2 separate regions of the Homo sapiens genome follow, and region 2 is linked to region 1. Evidence: read pairs that join two places in POLR2A ChIA-PET (ENCODE). Cell type or tissue: B cell. All regions are shown on one strand.

Region 1 (8,000 bases):
GTAAATGACTCATTTTTTCCTTGAAAAAACCCAAGGGCTGCAGTTTGTGTCACCACCATTGATATGTTGTGTATCTGAACTAGATCTGCCATTGAGTGTCCCCATCCTGCGCACTCTCCCCCACCCACTGGTGGGGTGGGCACCAATCTGCAGTGTGATTTGGAGCAGGAGCTACTGAACTACTTTCTAACAGGAATAATTAACTTTCTAGCAAACCTCTGGCATCCTCCCATGCTGACCCATCCTGAGGTCTGTGCCTGCATTTGTCTGAGGTGGCACTCATTGCCACTCTCATGCCTGTTAGCTCTAACCTGAAGTTGACTTCTCTGAGATTAGCTGTCTTCAGTTTGACACTCTAATGTCTTGGTCTTACTCTTGTACAGAACTTACTTTTTATTCCTCTAGATCAGGCCTCAGTTTGTGGTTGTTCAGTAATAGTAGTAATAGCCAACATTTATTGGGTATTATACTGTGCAGTCTAAGAGCTTTATAAATGCTAGCCTTTTATCCATCATGGTTTCCTTCTCTTATGTCAGAAATGTTTTTAAACCTAGAAAAGGTAAAGTAAATGAGACGTCATTCCTCATTGATCAGTGTAAGCTCATTCCATCCAATCTCGTGATATTTTTCTCTCAAGCACAATCAGAATTTAGATTTATTATTTTGAAAACTAGCTGTAGAAAACTAATGCAGAGTTCCTATTCCTTCATCTACTATTAAATAGGGACTCTGCTTTCAAGTATAAGCCTAGCGTGTTTTTCTGACAAAGTAAGCCTCCTGGTTTCTAAAGGAACTAAAAATCTTTTCTAAATGATATGAAACCCATGACGTGAAGCACATTAATATAATAATTTTCTTTTTTAAAATACTGTTTTTGGTACATTTGATAGGCCTACTTTGATTATTATCAACAAATTCATATCTTCCCCAAAGTGTTTTTTCCACATTGTATTTTATAACATTGTTCATGTTTTTAACCTGATAACTTTCATTTTCCTGCTAATATCCTTCAGGTACTTTTAAAAATTACAGGAATCATTGGCCTTCCCATTTTACCAGTGTGGGCTTTTTCATCAGTAAAAATAAAAGGGAAAACATGGCTTCTTTAAACTTAAATGTTTTTACTTATAGAAAAACATTCTACACAAAAATCTCCCTGTTTTCTATTCAGAAAAATAATGTTCTGCCAGACTAAATTGAGGGGTTTTGTGACCTTTTTTGTTCATTACTCTGTTTTAAAATGATATATCTGATGCATTTATTAATAGAAAAAGATCTGTAGCTCGAAGTGATCCTCTCTAGGCAGGATATAGTGAGTAAGGGACCCCATCACTTCTTCCATTGTACATATCTGTGTTGAATTTTTTATAGTGAACATTTTTTACTTTTGTGATCAGAAGAAAAATTTCTAAATGTTATATTTGTATAACCATAGTCATGTTATTTCTTTGAATAACCTATCAGTGATTTATATTTCTGTGAGGTTTATATGTGTGTATTCTTAAAACATTATTTTCCTTTGCCTCCTTCAAATTTATACAGGTCCCAAAGGCAAGCAGTTAGAAGGAACTGAATGTCCACTCCATGTTGTTCATCCACCCACTGGGGAAGAGTTTGCTCTGGGATGTGGAGTGTGCAGAAATGCCCACACTTTTTAGAACACGCAGATCCTTTGTCTACAGAGAGAAAAATTGCCTTCATCCCCCAAGAGGATGCGGTGAAGTTTAAACTCTGCTCAGGATAAGGACGGGACCATTTTTACATCCATGAAAATGAACCATTCACAGTGCAAGAAGGATACCAAATACCATGTACATAATTCTTGCTATGAAAAGTTTCCCCATTATTTTGGTTTATCTTCTTTTGAACAAATGACATCAAACTTGTGAGGTGTTTGCATGTGGCCATTACCGTCATTGGCCTGTGAAGCATTGGACATTTATAGATAATTGATATAAAAGAATCGCCATGCCCATGGACTAAGAACGATGCTGGCTTTCAAGCAAAAAAGAAAAATAATCATTGTTTATTGTATACTGCCTTTTTGTAATCCTGTACAATTGCATCACGGGTGGGGATAAAAAGAGGAATATTCTGGTTTATTTCCTAGACTGTTATTTAAAAAAAAAAAAAACATTGTGTTAGGACAGCATATAAATGTAATAAGTATCACACTGTATATAAACATATCAATGTTTGTCCTGTATAAGAATTACTAAATTACAAATGCAATTTCATTTAAACTTCTAGGTTAAGTTTGAGCCTGAAATTTTAATGAAGTGCAATACTGAGTGTGCCTCATTATCTTGCAGCTGTAAACATATTGGAATGTACATGTCAATAAAACCACTGTACATTTTTATACAGTGATAAAGTCTACCACTGTGGGAGGTATTGTTTAAAAAACAAAATTTGAACACCTTTAAGGTCTAAAAGTCCAGTTTTCCTCAGAAAGAAATTTACTAACACAACACATTCATAATTTTCAAAACTGTTAGAGAAAATAAGAATAGTAATGAAGTGCAATGTTGGAATCTTAAACCCTAAGCAGAAGATCATAAATATATATATATATATTCGTAGGTAAATATATTCATACCAAAGACAGAAGAAAGCATTTAGGAAATTAACTTCTATTTTAACTAGCAGCATTTTTAACTTTATTTATTTATTTATGAGACAGGGTCTTACACTGTCACCCAGGCTGGAGTACAGCGGCGTGATCTCAGCTCACTGCAGCCTCCAACTGGGCTCAAGCGATCCTCCAGCCTCAGCCCCCTGAGTAGTTGGGACTACAGGCATGCACCAGCACCATGCCCAGCTAATTTTGTAATTTTTGTAGAGATGGGGTTTTGCCATGTTGCCGAGGCTGGTCTCAAACTCCTAGACTCAAGCAATCCCCACTGCTTTGGCCTCCCAAAGTGCTAGGATTACAGGCGTGAGCCATTGCACCCAGCCCCTTTTTGAAGTTCATATAAAGTAATAAAATCACTAATTTTTTATTCATTTTCTATAGACAACGGTGTGTTTAGGTACATCTTTTTGACACTCGAGTCATGAAATTGCCAAATTATTGATTGTTGACTCATCATACATCAGATTAGCAAAACTTTTGTTGTTGTTGTTGTATTTGAGACAGTCTCACTCTGCTGCCCACACTGGAGTGCAGTGGCACCATCTTGGCTCACTGCAACCTCCACCTCCCAGGTTCAAGCGATTCTCCTGCCTCAGCCTCCCAAGGAGCTGGGACTACAGGCGTGTGCCACCTCACCCAGCTAATTTTTGTATTTTTAGTAGGGATGGGGTTTCACCAGGCTGGTCTTGAACTCCTGACCTCAGGTGATCCGCTCGCCTCCGGCCTCCCAAAATTCCGGTATTACAGGCGTGAGCCACCGCGCCTGGCCAAGACTAGCAAAAGTTTTAATCACATTTTGTTCTAAATTCCAACTGTGGGAAATATAGAACTTAATTTGTCAATATAGAATTACTGACAAATTTAATGACATTTGTGTTAAGCATTTATGAGAAATTTAAAACAATCTTTGCCTTGAAGGAACTTAAAAAATAAAGATCAGATCTGAGCACAGGTAACTATTTTACAGAATGTTCTAATAAGTTTCATAAAAATATCCAAGCCAAATGCTTCAGGATTTAGGAAAAATCATTATTGTTTTGTCGTTGGGAGTGTAGCTAAGAGGCCATTTAAGCTGCCTTTTGAAGAATAAGTAGCATTTCAAGGAGCAGAGATGTGGAGAAAGGCATGAGAAATACCTAAGTAGGAAAATCTAGAATATGATCAAAGAACAGTAAGTATGAGTGTTCAAGCTTAGGATTGACTGAAAATGTTTCCAGAAAACACAAAGTACGTAGAGAGACTAAAGCTGTTACAAGAAAACTGGAGGGGAGAATGCAGTGAGGACACTGTCAGTATATTTGACTTGACACTGTCAGTATATTTGACTTAAATTCACAGGCCACAGGAATGAAACTAACCTTGAGAATGCCACACAGATAAGAGACTTTATGGACACTTAATAGCTGCGAAGAATACCATCTTGCGTCAGTTAACTTTGCTGGCAAACTGGTCAGCTCAGTTTGTAAATCGTAGAGGAAAAGAAACAAACTATTGAGATGGCTTGGCTAAAAAAGCCATCTCAAGTTATGAAAGGGATAAAATCAACAAAGCTGTGTAGTGAATACTCACAATGACTTCAACTTATCTTCATTTATGAGGAAGTCACTTTTAGTCAGGATCTCTAGCACCTCAAAACCAGAGAACATAAACATCTTAGCAATAAATTATGACAAAGCACAGGAAGGAGTGGCTTTGGCAGGCATTTTTAGCTCAAGCATCCTACACACAAGGACCATCCTTCAAACACTGCATGTAACATCCAAGGCAGGAGACAGAAAGCAGAATCACAGTGGTAGATGTCAGTGAATCTTCCTGGAAAGAAATTGTTTTTCCGTTATATTTTCAAGCCTAGGAAAAGCCATTTTTCTTAGTATTATGGCTAGACTGTTTAGGCCTAAAATCTCCCTATTTTATCAATAAGCTTATTTGGTTTTGGTTTTTGGTTTTTTGAGTTTTTTGGGTTTTTTTTTTTTTTTTTAAGAAAGGGTCTCACTCTGTCGCCCCAGCTGGAGTGCAGTGGCGTTATCTCGGCTCGCAGCAACCTCTGCCTTTTGGGCTCAAGTGATCCTCCCACCTCAGCCCCAAGTAGCTGGGAGTACAGGCACGAGCCACCATGCCCAGCTAATTTTTGTAATTGAAACAGGGTTTCACCATGTTGGCCAGGCTGGTCTCAAACTCCTGAGCTGAAGCGATCTACCTGCCTCAGCTAGGATTACAGGTGTGAGCCACCGCACCCAACCTCAATAAGCTTATTTGATAAAATATATGCAATGCTCCCTTTATTCACTTTTCATTCAGAATGTTTAGTAATTTGTATTGTTTTTCAGATTTTCAGCCCAATATATCTCCCTGCCCACTGTGTCACTGTATTCTACCTATACATCATCACGTGTTTCTGCTATTGGCTGTATGATGGAACACTGCGGCTCATTTTCCTGAAAACTGCCGATAGTGCATAGAGTGCTGGGATGGAAACCAGAAGCTTTGAATTCAAGCCTTGGTTCTGCCTTGTTTTTGCTTGGGTGGCCTTGAGTCAGCCACATACCTTTTAAAATCTCAATTTATTAGAAATTATTCCAAATCAAAATCAAATGAGAAGGTATATACAAAAGTGCTTTATCCCACAATAAACTATTCAAGAGAGAGCAAAGGAGAGGACATTTACTCAACACCTCCTAAAAGGCAGCCAGTGAAATTAGGCATTTTATTTAATCCTCCTGGCAACTCTGAGAGTAAAGCATTATTAATCCCATTTTGGCTGTTTAAAGAAATTATTTGCACTAGATTCCAGCTGTAGTTTAGCTTCAGAAAAAAAAATCCTGAGATGTGAATTCACAGCTTTCTGGGTTTAAAGCCCAAGCTCTATCACATCATGCTATTATTGTTACATTACTGCTAGTTCTATGAAAAGAAATACTAATTTATGAAATACATCTTATCCAAAATGGTTGGGACCAGAAGTGTTTCTGATTTCGGGTTTTTTCAGGTTTGGGAATATTTGCATTACCAGTTGAGCATCCCAAATCTGAAATCCAAAATGCTCCAGTGAGCATTTTATTTGGGTATCAGGCATGTCAGTACTCAAAGTTTTAAATTTCAGGACACTTATCGTATGGCCAAGGTTGCACAGGGGACAAGACAGCATATGCCTCCAAGAGTGTTCAGTGTCGTCAGGAGGTACCTCCACCCAGATTTCCCTTCAGGGGAGGCCCCACCTCAAGGAGTCCAGTTAGCTGACAGCCTCCAGCTTTAATCACCCCCACATATGACCCAATGTCACACTCCTCCAGGGCAGCCCCAGCCTGTGATAGAGTTCAGATGGGGTTCTCGGGCCTGGCCATTTCTGCCCAAGCGGCACTCCTGCGTGCGCGGTCTTGCGTAAGAACTCAGGCCGACTGAGACTGTCTTACAGCTGCCCTGCAGTCGGAGGCTTTTCCTACCCAATCTTTCCTTCTCTCTTCTTTCCTAGATGCCAGACCTGCATCACAGTCTAATGGCTCTCCCTGCCCACTCCTGCTCCCTCATCACTTTATCTTTCATAGGGATTACCCCCAACAGATTTTCTGCACTTCTAACTTAATCTTGGCATCTGCTTCCTAGAGGACCTGCCTGACACAGGAGGGTAATACATTTTAAATGACTTACTTATGGCTTCATTTCTCAAATGTCTTAGGGTGGCTTAGAAAAAAATAACAAGACTACAAAAAGATATACGCTGGAGGGAGTTACAGTGAAGAAAAATTATGAAAGAAAAAGCCAAGGTTAAAGATTAGTGTCTCGCTGTAACCATACAATGTTATCAAATTGCTCAAGAAAAGGCCATCAATTTTACAGTAAGTTTCTCCAGTAACAAGCAAGGTCAGAGATATCTTCATTTAAAACATACAATGTTCATCTGTTAATTTAAAAAAAAAAAGCCAACGCAGATAGTCTTTCAGGATAGATCAGTTTTGACAAGCAAAAGTGGGAAAGGGCATTCCAGGGAGAGATGATGGTGAGAACTGAGGCATTAACGTGTTCCTCAGAAGCACCAGGTAAGCTGTTTTGCTTCGTTAATTTAATAAATATTTGAACACCTGGTCTAGGTCCACACTTGACAGTACACTCTCATGAGGGTGTTTAGTAACCACGACTTCTACAGAGAAGGCGCTTGATGAATGAACTGCATGAGAGTCTGTCAAGATGTGTGGCGCGCTCTGCCAGGTGGTAGGATGAGACAGCCATGGAACACAAATACAGAATCCTGCAAATAATTCAATGTTATTAAGGACCTTAATCCAGGTTTTATAACCATTAGACAAAGCATTTATTGAGGGCTTACCGTGGCCCTGCACAGTCATGGCAGGCAGAATAACCATCCCCCCAAATCTGTCCACGTCTTAGCCCTTGGGATGTGAAGATGTTGCCTTACATGGCAAATGGACTCTGCAGATGCGATTAACGGTACAGATCTTGTGATGGGAAGAGTACACTGGATTGACCCCATGGGCCCATGTAATCACAAGAGTTCTAATATGGGAAAGAGAGGCAAGAGGGTCACGGTCAGAGAAGGAGATGTGAGGATAGACGCAGAGGCCAGAGATAGAGACTTGAAGATGCTACACTGTCGGCTTTGAAGATGGAGGAAGGGGCCAGGCACCAAGGAATGCAGGTGGCCTCTGGGAGCTGGCAAAGGTGAACACAGGTTCTCCCCTGGAGGCTCCACAGGGAATGTACACTCTGCTGTTAGTACATTTCAAAATTCTGATCTCCAGAACTACACAATCATAAATGTGTTGTTTTAAGCCACCGGGTCTGTGGCGATTTGTTACAGCAGCAACAGGAAAGGAATACAATGGGCTTCACAAGCATCATGATGTGTTCATCTTCCACAAACCTACAAAATATTATCCAAAATATTATCAGATGAGGCCACTGAGTCTCACCAAGAAAAAGAATGGAAAGTATTTCAATACTTTTTTATGTTGATTACACAGAGAATATTTTGGCTATACTGGGTTAAATAAAATAAATTATTAAAATTCATTCCAGCTGTTCCTTTTTTTAGTGGCTTCTAGAAAAATGTAAAATACATATGTGGCTTGCACGCATTTGTAATGAACAGTGCTGGTCTAGAATCTCATTCTCAACAGTTTGATTTTATCATCCATCATTGGAATTTTTTTTTTAGCAAGAGGTATGCACGAATGTGTGCTCTAGGAAGATGAGGCAGGAAGCAGGCCAGAAGGTGGCTTGAAAAACACCACCACTGGATAAGACAGTTGGGAAGTTATGGCTGTAATCTTGGAAAGAGTTGATAAAGGCTATAATCAAGAGTCACAAAACACACTTCCTTCCTTTGAAGAGTTTACAATCGAATCCTAGA
Region 2 (8,000 bases), 93 kb before region 1:
GTAAGTACAGGCATTTTGGTAAACTGCATGTTAAAAAAATGAAATATTGGTAATTGAATTTATTTTTCTAACAGAAAGAAATGGTTTTTATCCTTCTTAACACGTATCTTCAGTATTTAGAAATGAGTTAAAATATATATAATTGTCTAAGCTTTATTTTCAGTAATACACATTTCAGTGCTTAAAAGTTCTGTTGTTAGTGTTGTTATACTGTTATTTGCAGAGGGAGCCTCTCTACAAATAATTCTGGAACCTTATTAAGAATTACGATACTTTCAAACCTGCTTAATTTTACTTCTTGCTACTTGTAAGATCTCTATTCTATGTTCTTCCTACCTCACTGTTTATCTTTGCCTTTCTCAGGTTCGAAAATTTGTGGCCAAGGACAGTGCGGGGCTTCGCATCCGTAGCCACCCTTCCCTTCAGAGTGAGCAGATAGGCATAGTGAAAGTCAATGGAACTATCACTTTTATTGATGAGGTAATTGATAAAGGAGCTTTTGGTAGTAAATTTTGGACAGAAAGTTTTTGCATTGTTTGCATAATAATAAGGTTACTGAGTTTTTTGTCAGAATATGTTTTAAGCAGTTTGGGAAATATTTTAAAACTATTTTATAGAATGTGTTCATTGAGTTTCAAACATTTCATTTATTTTATCATTAAAAAATGACTAAAATTATATTTTGAACATGAAAAGAACAATGTTCGACATAGTATTCAGAACCTGTACATGTATTCACTGAAAATGGGTATAGTTCTTCATGACATTTTAAAATGTTGTTTGTTTTGAAATGTGTTTCTTACTGCTTTAACTTTGGACAGTATATTTTTCTGGTAATATAACCAAGTAACTTCTGTTTCTTAAAATATAAATATAAGGGAAGGAAGACTCATATTCCTTTGGGAAACATCTGATTTTACTGTTTATGTATCTTAAAGTGTGGTTTCCTTGTGTTTTTATTCCTAAGTGAAATTGTTTTTACAGTCTTGCCACATGAATTACCATATTGTGTTGGCACTCTTTGCTGCTTTTTTTTTCCCTGGAGGGTCTCTCAGACTTACTTTCTGCAAAAACTAGATGCTTAATCTGCACATGCACCATCATTTTTCTGCTTTGCAGACTTTCAGACCTTGCTAGCCTCATAGGACTTACAGGAAGGCCTGGCTTGTTTCTGTTGCTTTTTTCTATAGATCCATAATGATGATGGTGTGTGGCTGAGGCTGAATGATGAGACAATAAAGAAGTATGTCCCTAACATGAATGGTTACACTGAAGCCTGGTGCCTCTCTTTTAATCAACATCTTGGCAAGAGTCTTCTGGTCCCTGTTGACGTAAGTAAAAGGTGGTTTTAAAAAGCATTATAGATACACGCTGTTTGTTTTACAGAGCTTTCTTTAATTAAGGCTTTTCAGTTCTGAGGTAACCCACAACTAAGTAACCTTTACTTTACAATTTCTTGAATTCTTAAGGGCTTCTGTGTAATGAAAGTGAAGTTTGGCAAGGTTAAGGCCCTTAGTGCAGATTATGATCCATCACAGATAGGCAGGAAGTAGTAAATTTAATTAATTGCTACTTAATTAAAACTACTGAATTCCTTTCAAAGAGGTAGAAAATGAGAGTGGTTACATTTTTTTCTTTCTTATTTATACAGCTGTGTGGAATGAATTCCAAACTAAAGTTTATGAACTCAGAATTATACATTCAAAAACATGTATAAATGTATGTTATGTTCACATTTTGCAGATAGTTCTGTGTGTTCTGTCTAATTTTGACTCTCTTCCTTCTCGGCTTATAATACTATTATTTAGATTTGTGGTGCTCCGTTGTATTCTAGTTGAAGTTAAATCCTAGTCTTTGAGAGAATTCATTGTACCTCCTTGTTGAGTATAGTAGAATAGAGCCAGTGTTCACAAGATTGCTACTTCATGAAGTATAATAATAACCCACACTTCGTTTTATATATTAACCAGGAAAGAATGATTTTTCCTTTTTTCATTACCATCAAATGTGTGTGCTCTTTAGGATAGAGCTAATAAATAGCACGGGTAAAATTTTATTTAAAAACTTAGTATTTTAAACAGTTGAATTTCTTAAAAATCCGTTTATAAAGTTAGCTTATTGTATCAAACCATTCAGTATATTCCATTTGACTTTCTCCTTGATTGTCCATAATAATGTTCTCCAAAGCAGTAGTTTATATAATACAAGACAATTCTTTGGTGAAGAAAACATTGGAATTTCTATTTCTATTTATTGATCTCATTCTTTTTTATATGCTTTTGTGTATGTTTTATAATAGCACAGTGGAGACTGTATATAGACAGAGAGCAAGAAAGAGAAGGAAGATATGTGATCAAGAAGATTTAGAGTGTTGGCTTACTGCTTTACGGAGGTTAAGTTGAACAATGATACATCTATAAGTAAAATACTAAATTTTAAATTAAAAAATTACATCAATTACGTCTTATTAAATTTTCCTCAGATTTATACCTGCAGTTAAAAATAAAAAGGATTTTGACCCTCTATGAAAGTGTATTTTAAAGAGATAATTATAGCAACCACTTTTGTACAGTTTTTTTTTCCAATATAGACTTTTTTGTTGGGCAAGGGGGAGTTGGTTTTTGTTTTTTATACAGATGGGAGAGCCAGGCGAGGTGGCTCACGCCTGTAATCCCAGCACTTTTGGAAGCCAAGGCCAGTGGATCACCTGAGGTCAGGAGACCAGCCTGGCCAACATGGTGAAACCCCGTCTCTACTAAAAATGCAAAAAATTAGCCAGGTGTGGTGGCGGGCACCTGTAATCCTAGCTACTCTGGAGGCTGAAGCGGGAGAATCGCTGGAACTCAGGAGGTGGAGGTTGCAGTGATTCAAGATCACGCCACTGCACTCCAGCCTGGGAGACAGAGCGAATCTCTGTCTCAAAAAAAACACAAAAATATAGAGATGGGGTCTCACTATGTTGCCCAGGCTGGTCTCAAACTCCTGAGCTCAAGCGATCATCTTACCTTGGCCTCACAAAGTGCTCATATTACAGGCATGAGCTACCACACCTGGCCATTGTGTGTTTTATTTAAGAAAATTTTCTTAAGTCCCTAATAAAATGTTATTCCAGATTATATTATCTTTTCTACCTTCCTAGTCCAAATTTTCTCTGATTTCTTTGCTCATTTGAGGAGCTGCTTTTGGGAGAGAAAGATACTCACACAGATAAAGCAAGTCAATAAACAAAAGTAGAAAGGAAGAGCAAGAAGTACCATCTGTCACAATTCTGAATCCCACGATTTTATTTTAAAGCATTGTGTTCTGTTACTTGATGCTTTTGAACCCCATCCAAGAGACAATCTGTAGTAGACAGTCTCCTTAAGGTCAGGGAAAGAAGGGAGTAACAAAGGTTAGAGGAGCGGTAAGGAGTGGAGTGAGGCATACAGATACTTGTGGGTGGTTTTCACTGGAATGTGAGTGCGGAGGTTGTTAATGTAAACAGCTCAAGAGTGTCTGGTATTGTTAGGAAGCTAGGGTTTTTTTGGTTTCTTCATTTTAAGAGTAGTAGTGACTTGAGAGTTTTATAAGTTAAAAGAAAGATACTAGTAGAAAAAGGGAGAAATTAAAGATATAGATGACAAGACTGAAGACTGAGAAACAGGAGGAGGAAATGGAATTAAGGGCACCTTAGAGAGCTTGCTTCTGTAAAAGAGAGGGGAATATGCATGGCAGTAGTTATGTTTTAGAGGAGGGAGGGACGAAGGGAAGAGGTTGAGGGAGACTACAAGTTCCCTTAAAATAGAAGATAGGAAAACGATCAGTTCAGAATCAAAAGAATGAGTTAAGTTAGGGGGTTGAGAAATGCAATGAATATTTGAAATATTGTTTGAAGGATTACTGGGCCACTAAAGACTCAATGAGACCACTGTATAGACCCAACTGGAATCCCCTGCCTAGTCCTTTATTGCCCTAAGTGTCTGGAATTAAAAGAGCCAAGAAAGAGCCAAGAAAGCAAATTATAGTACTAGTTGCTGAGCTGCTGTGACAGAAATAGCAATTAAGATTATCAGTTCTGGGAATGTGGACTCAGACCTAAGTTAGAAATGTGAAAGGACAAATGGAAGGTCCAAGGGATTTAGAAGATTTAATAAAATCCTAGAACAATATAGTGAATGCACTATAGTTAAAGAGTTGGAAAAATGCAGGCAATAAAGTAGAATATTTGTATTTGATATCATAGGTAGGGCACTTTAACAAATGAGATACTCTATTACATTGCCATGGGAGGGTGGCTGAAGTGCAGTGCACGTGGAAGTCACTACAAGTGCCTAAGTCTAGGAACTAAGAAGTTAGGCAGGTGGAAGATCATCTGCATGGACTTGAAGACACACAGATGATGTGACTCACAAAGTTAAAGATAAAAACAGGCTGGGCACGGTGGCTCACGCCTATTATGCCAGCACTTTGGGAGGCCAAGACGGGTGGATCACAAGGTTAGCAGTTCAAGATGGTGAAATCCTGTCTCTACTAAAAATACAAAAATTAGCCAGGCGTGGTGGTGGACGCCTATAGTCCCAGCTACTCAGGAGGCTGAGGCAGAGAATTGCTTGAACCCAGGAGGCAGAGGTTGCAGTGAGCTGAGATCACACCACTGCACTCCAGCCTGGGTGACAGAGTGAGACTCCGTCTCAAAAAAAAAAAAGAAAAAAAAGATAAAAACAATGTGTTTACCATTGGAGGAAGGGGTCCATAAGACACAATTTAAAGTCATGGGGGGATGGGAATAGTTTGGATCAGGAAGAAACAGAGCAGTTTGGTATAAAAATGAAAGAACAGGTAGATGACATAAGGATTTATGTTTTGGGTGGTGATCAAAGATGACAGATGGGGTACAGTATGGCAAAATTAATTGGCATAGGGCTCTAAACAGATCTGGGATAAAGTTACTTCAGTACAGGTATTAACTGAGGACTCATACAGAGTCAGAGGCCTGGCATAGGCAGGGACAGGTATGATTTTCTGTAGGGACTAGGGCAGACCCCTTACGCAGTCAGTACATTTTTTTTATGAGTATCTGACTGTGCAGGGCTAAACATGGTAGGACATAGAATAATGATTCCCTCTCATCTTCTCAAGGAAATAACACACCTAAATAGTTGCATCTTGCTGCCTCTTCTTTTGTATGTCTTATACATTTACTGCTGGAAAAACTATCTTTCTCCCTTCTTACTTCAGTTCGTTTAAAGTAAATGAACTTTAATCATGGCTGTTAATTGTAAAACATGACTCAATAAAAAAATGAAAGCTGGGAGATATGAAATCAAATTAGAAGTATTCAAACACCAATGCTGCTAACTTAAAAAGAAGTGAAAGTACTGAAAAGTTGCCTTCAGCACTGTTTGTGTCTATCTCTTCAACCTTTTCTAGTTAAAACAATTTTGTATTGACATCAATGTGTGCACGTTATTTGGATCCCAACTCAAACAAACTATAGAGAGAGGAATGGGGGCAGAGATTGGAAGTTTGAACACTGACTGAATGTTGGATGAATTATTTTTAAAAATAAGATTACTATAATTACCCATTTTAGATAATCCTTAAAGTGATCTTGTCATGCTGTCTTGTTTACTCATGTTTTAGAATTCGTGTATTCATCGTTAAGTATGAACTTTAGCTCAATTTGGATCTATCAGTCTTTCTATTTAAACACCATATTTGACTGAAAAATATTCATATCCTAATTTAGTTCAAAGTGACTTTAACTGTTTTTAGTAATGCTCTAGTTGAGAGACAAAATAACATTAGACATTCATATTATGACTGTATCGTTTCCAAAATAATTTTTAAGTCAATGGGAAAGATAGAGCTAAATAGATGAAGGGTTCAGATCCTCTGTGAGGCATTCATTATCAATTATGTAGAACTTTTTGCCCTTTTTAGAACACTTTTCCTTTTTTTTTTTGTTATTTTTGTTGTTGTTTTTTGTTTTGTTTTTTGTTTGTTTGTTTGTTTTTACAGCACCTTGCCCTGCCACCCAAGCTGGAGTTCAGTGGCACGATCTTGGCTCACTGCAACCTCCACCTCCCAGGTTCAAGCGATTCTTATGTCTCAGCCTCCCAAGTAGCTGGTATTACAGGCATACACCACCACACCCAGCTAATTTTTGTATTTTTAGTAGAGACGGGCAGGGTTTTACCATGTTGGCCAGGCTGCTCTCGAACTCCTGGCCTCAAGTGATCCACCTACCTTGGCTTCCCACAGTGCTGGGATTACAGACTGGGATTAAAGACGTGAGCCACTGCACCCGGCTGAGAACATGCTTTCCAGTTTTATGTCTTAAGAGTCTTTGTTTTGTTGTCTAATTTATCTAGAATGGTTTCACTTCCATTTTTTTCTAATCTTAAGTTGTCCAGACTCAAAAATTGGTTGGTGATCTTCTCTTTATTTTCCATTTTTGCTATAGTCATTAATTCATTAATTGCTCATTTAGTAAATATTTGAGTTCTTATTCGTAGAATTCTTATTTGCATTCTTGTTAGTAATAAATACTAAGCTGGAAAGTAGGCATTGGGTGGAGATGCAGAGGGGAGGGATACAGAGTAAATAACATGGGGTGAAGTTCTGATCCTTGGAGTACTCACCATGTAATGTGGTAGACATACCATATTCACATAATTAAATTGCATTGTGATAAGTTGTGGAATGGCTTCACTTAAGTGACATTTGAGGAGGACTTGAAGAAAAGTTGCCAGGAAACAGTAAAGGAATTTCTAGACAGAGAATCAAATGTTCAGAGTTATGGGGACATGCTATGTATGTGAACTAATGAATAGTTGATATAGGTAAAGCAGAGAATTGAGGGTGGAAAACAGATATGTACTGGGGAGAATAGCTTTCTCTCTTCCTTCTCAGGCAGCACTTAATCTGTAGAAGTAGAGAAGGCTTACTTCTTTCTCCAGCTACCCATAATATTTGTTTTTCTTGCCTTCAGCCCATTTGTGTTTATGTACCTCTTATTTCTGTTTTTAAGCTACTTAAGGATAAGGACTCATTCAGGATCCCTTCTCACTCACATTTGTTTCTTCCTAAGCATTAAAAATTACACTTTGCTCATAGTAGGTTTTCACAGTTTGTTGATGCTTTACACATTTGTGGATGCTTAATTTTAGTTCTTTGCATTTGATATGATCATTCTGTTTAAAATAATTTCTAACATATATATGCTCCTTGCCTTAATTATCTCATTTAATCCTCATTGTGACCCTGTGATGTTAAGCATATTATAATTCTCATTTTTGCAATGAGTAAAGATAGCCACTCACCCAGGATCACAAGTAGAAAGTAGTGGAGCTGGTATTGGAACACCAGTTGATATGATTCCAAAGCCCATGCATTTATGTTCCGTATGCATTAATCTAGTGGAGAGATAAGGATAAATATAGTTATAAAAGGATGAAGCAACTATAGCTGTAATAATCCTGTTACTTTGACTAGAACTGCCAAACTACAGAAAGATAAATACTTATAACCTTAATGGTTGAATGAGGATGAATACCATATGTATTGAAGATGACATGAGTTATTCTTTGATTGCATACCTGGGGAACATTGATTGATTTTAAATTAAAATTCTGAAGATGTGGAATCTGCAAAATGTGAGCTAGTAGAATGTTTCAAATATCAGGGACAATGCAAGTAAAAAGATGAAGAGAGAATTTATTATGCACCTACCAAGGAAGACATTAGACTCTGGAATCACAAGCTTAATTTTTTGGAAAACAAGTGTACTTCTATGATAGGAGATGTTAATGGTTTCAAACTTACACACCCAATTCTTTGGGTACTCTGTCAAAAATGAGATCTTTTAACATTGTGAGGGGGGTTGAGTGGAAGAGAAAGTTTATATCAAGGGAAGTAGATGATAGACAAATGGAAGTATTCTGAGGTATCTTTATAGTTCCCATATAATCTGAATTCTTACAGAATTGAGTTTCTGTATATCTCCATGCATTTATACA

The links. ChIA-PET counts read pairs that join two places held together with the same protein. Peaks named below come from ENCODE experiments on the same cell type or tissue, not always from the same donor. Only the 100,000 strongest peaks of a DNase experiment are listed, where the experiment ranks them.
Region 2: POLR2A ChIA-PET joins it to region 1 with 5 read pairs; 1 of 35 experiments calls an interaction of 5 or more read pairs at or near these places.

What each region holds. Positions count from the first base shown.
Region 1 is chr13:77,039,036-77,047,035 of GRCh38, reverse strand. MYCBP2 (MYC binding protein 2) reads left to right here. Exons shown (of 83, transcript NM_015057.5): 83 at 1,543-2,379. The coding sequence ends at 1,658. Among named protein-coding and RNA genes, the nearest start is that of FBXL3, 16 kb to the right of the region's middle. In B cell, no CTCF peak of the experiment used is centred here; no DNase peak of the experiment used is centred here; H3K27ac peaks cover 1,060 bases.
Region 2 is chr13:77,132,527-77,140,526 of GRCh38, reverse strand. It overlaps MYCBP2 (MYC binding protein 2), which reads left to right. Exons shown (of 83, transcript NM_015057.5): 51 at 364-480; 52 at 1,191-1,331. Among named protein-coding and RNA genes, the nearest start is that of MYCBP2-AS2, 55 kb to the right of the region's middle. In B cell, no CTCF peak of the experiment used is centred here; no DNase peak of the experiment used is centred here; H3K27ac peaks cover 330 bases.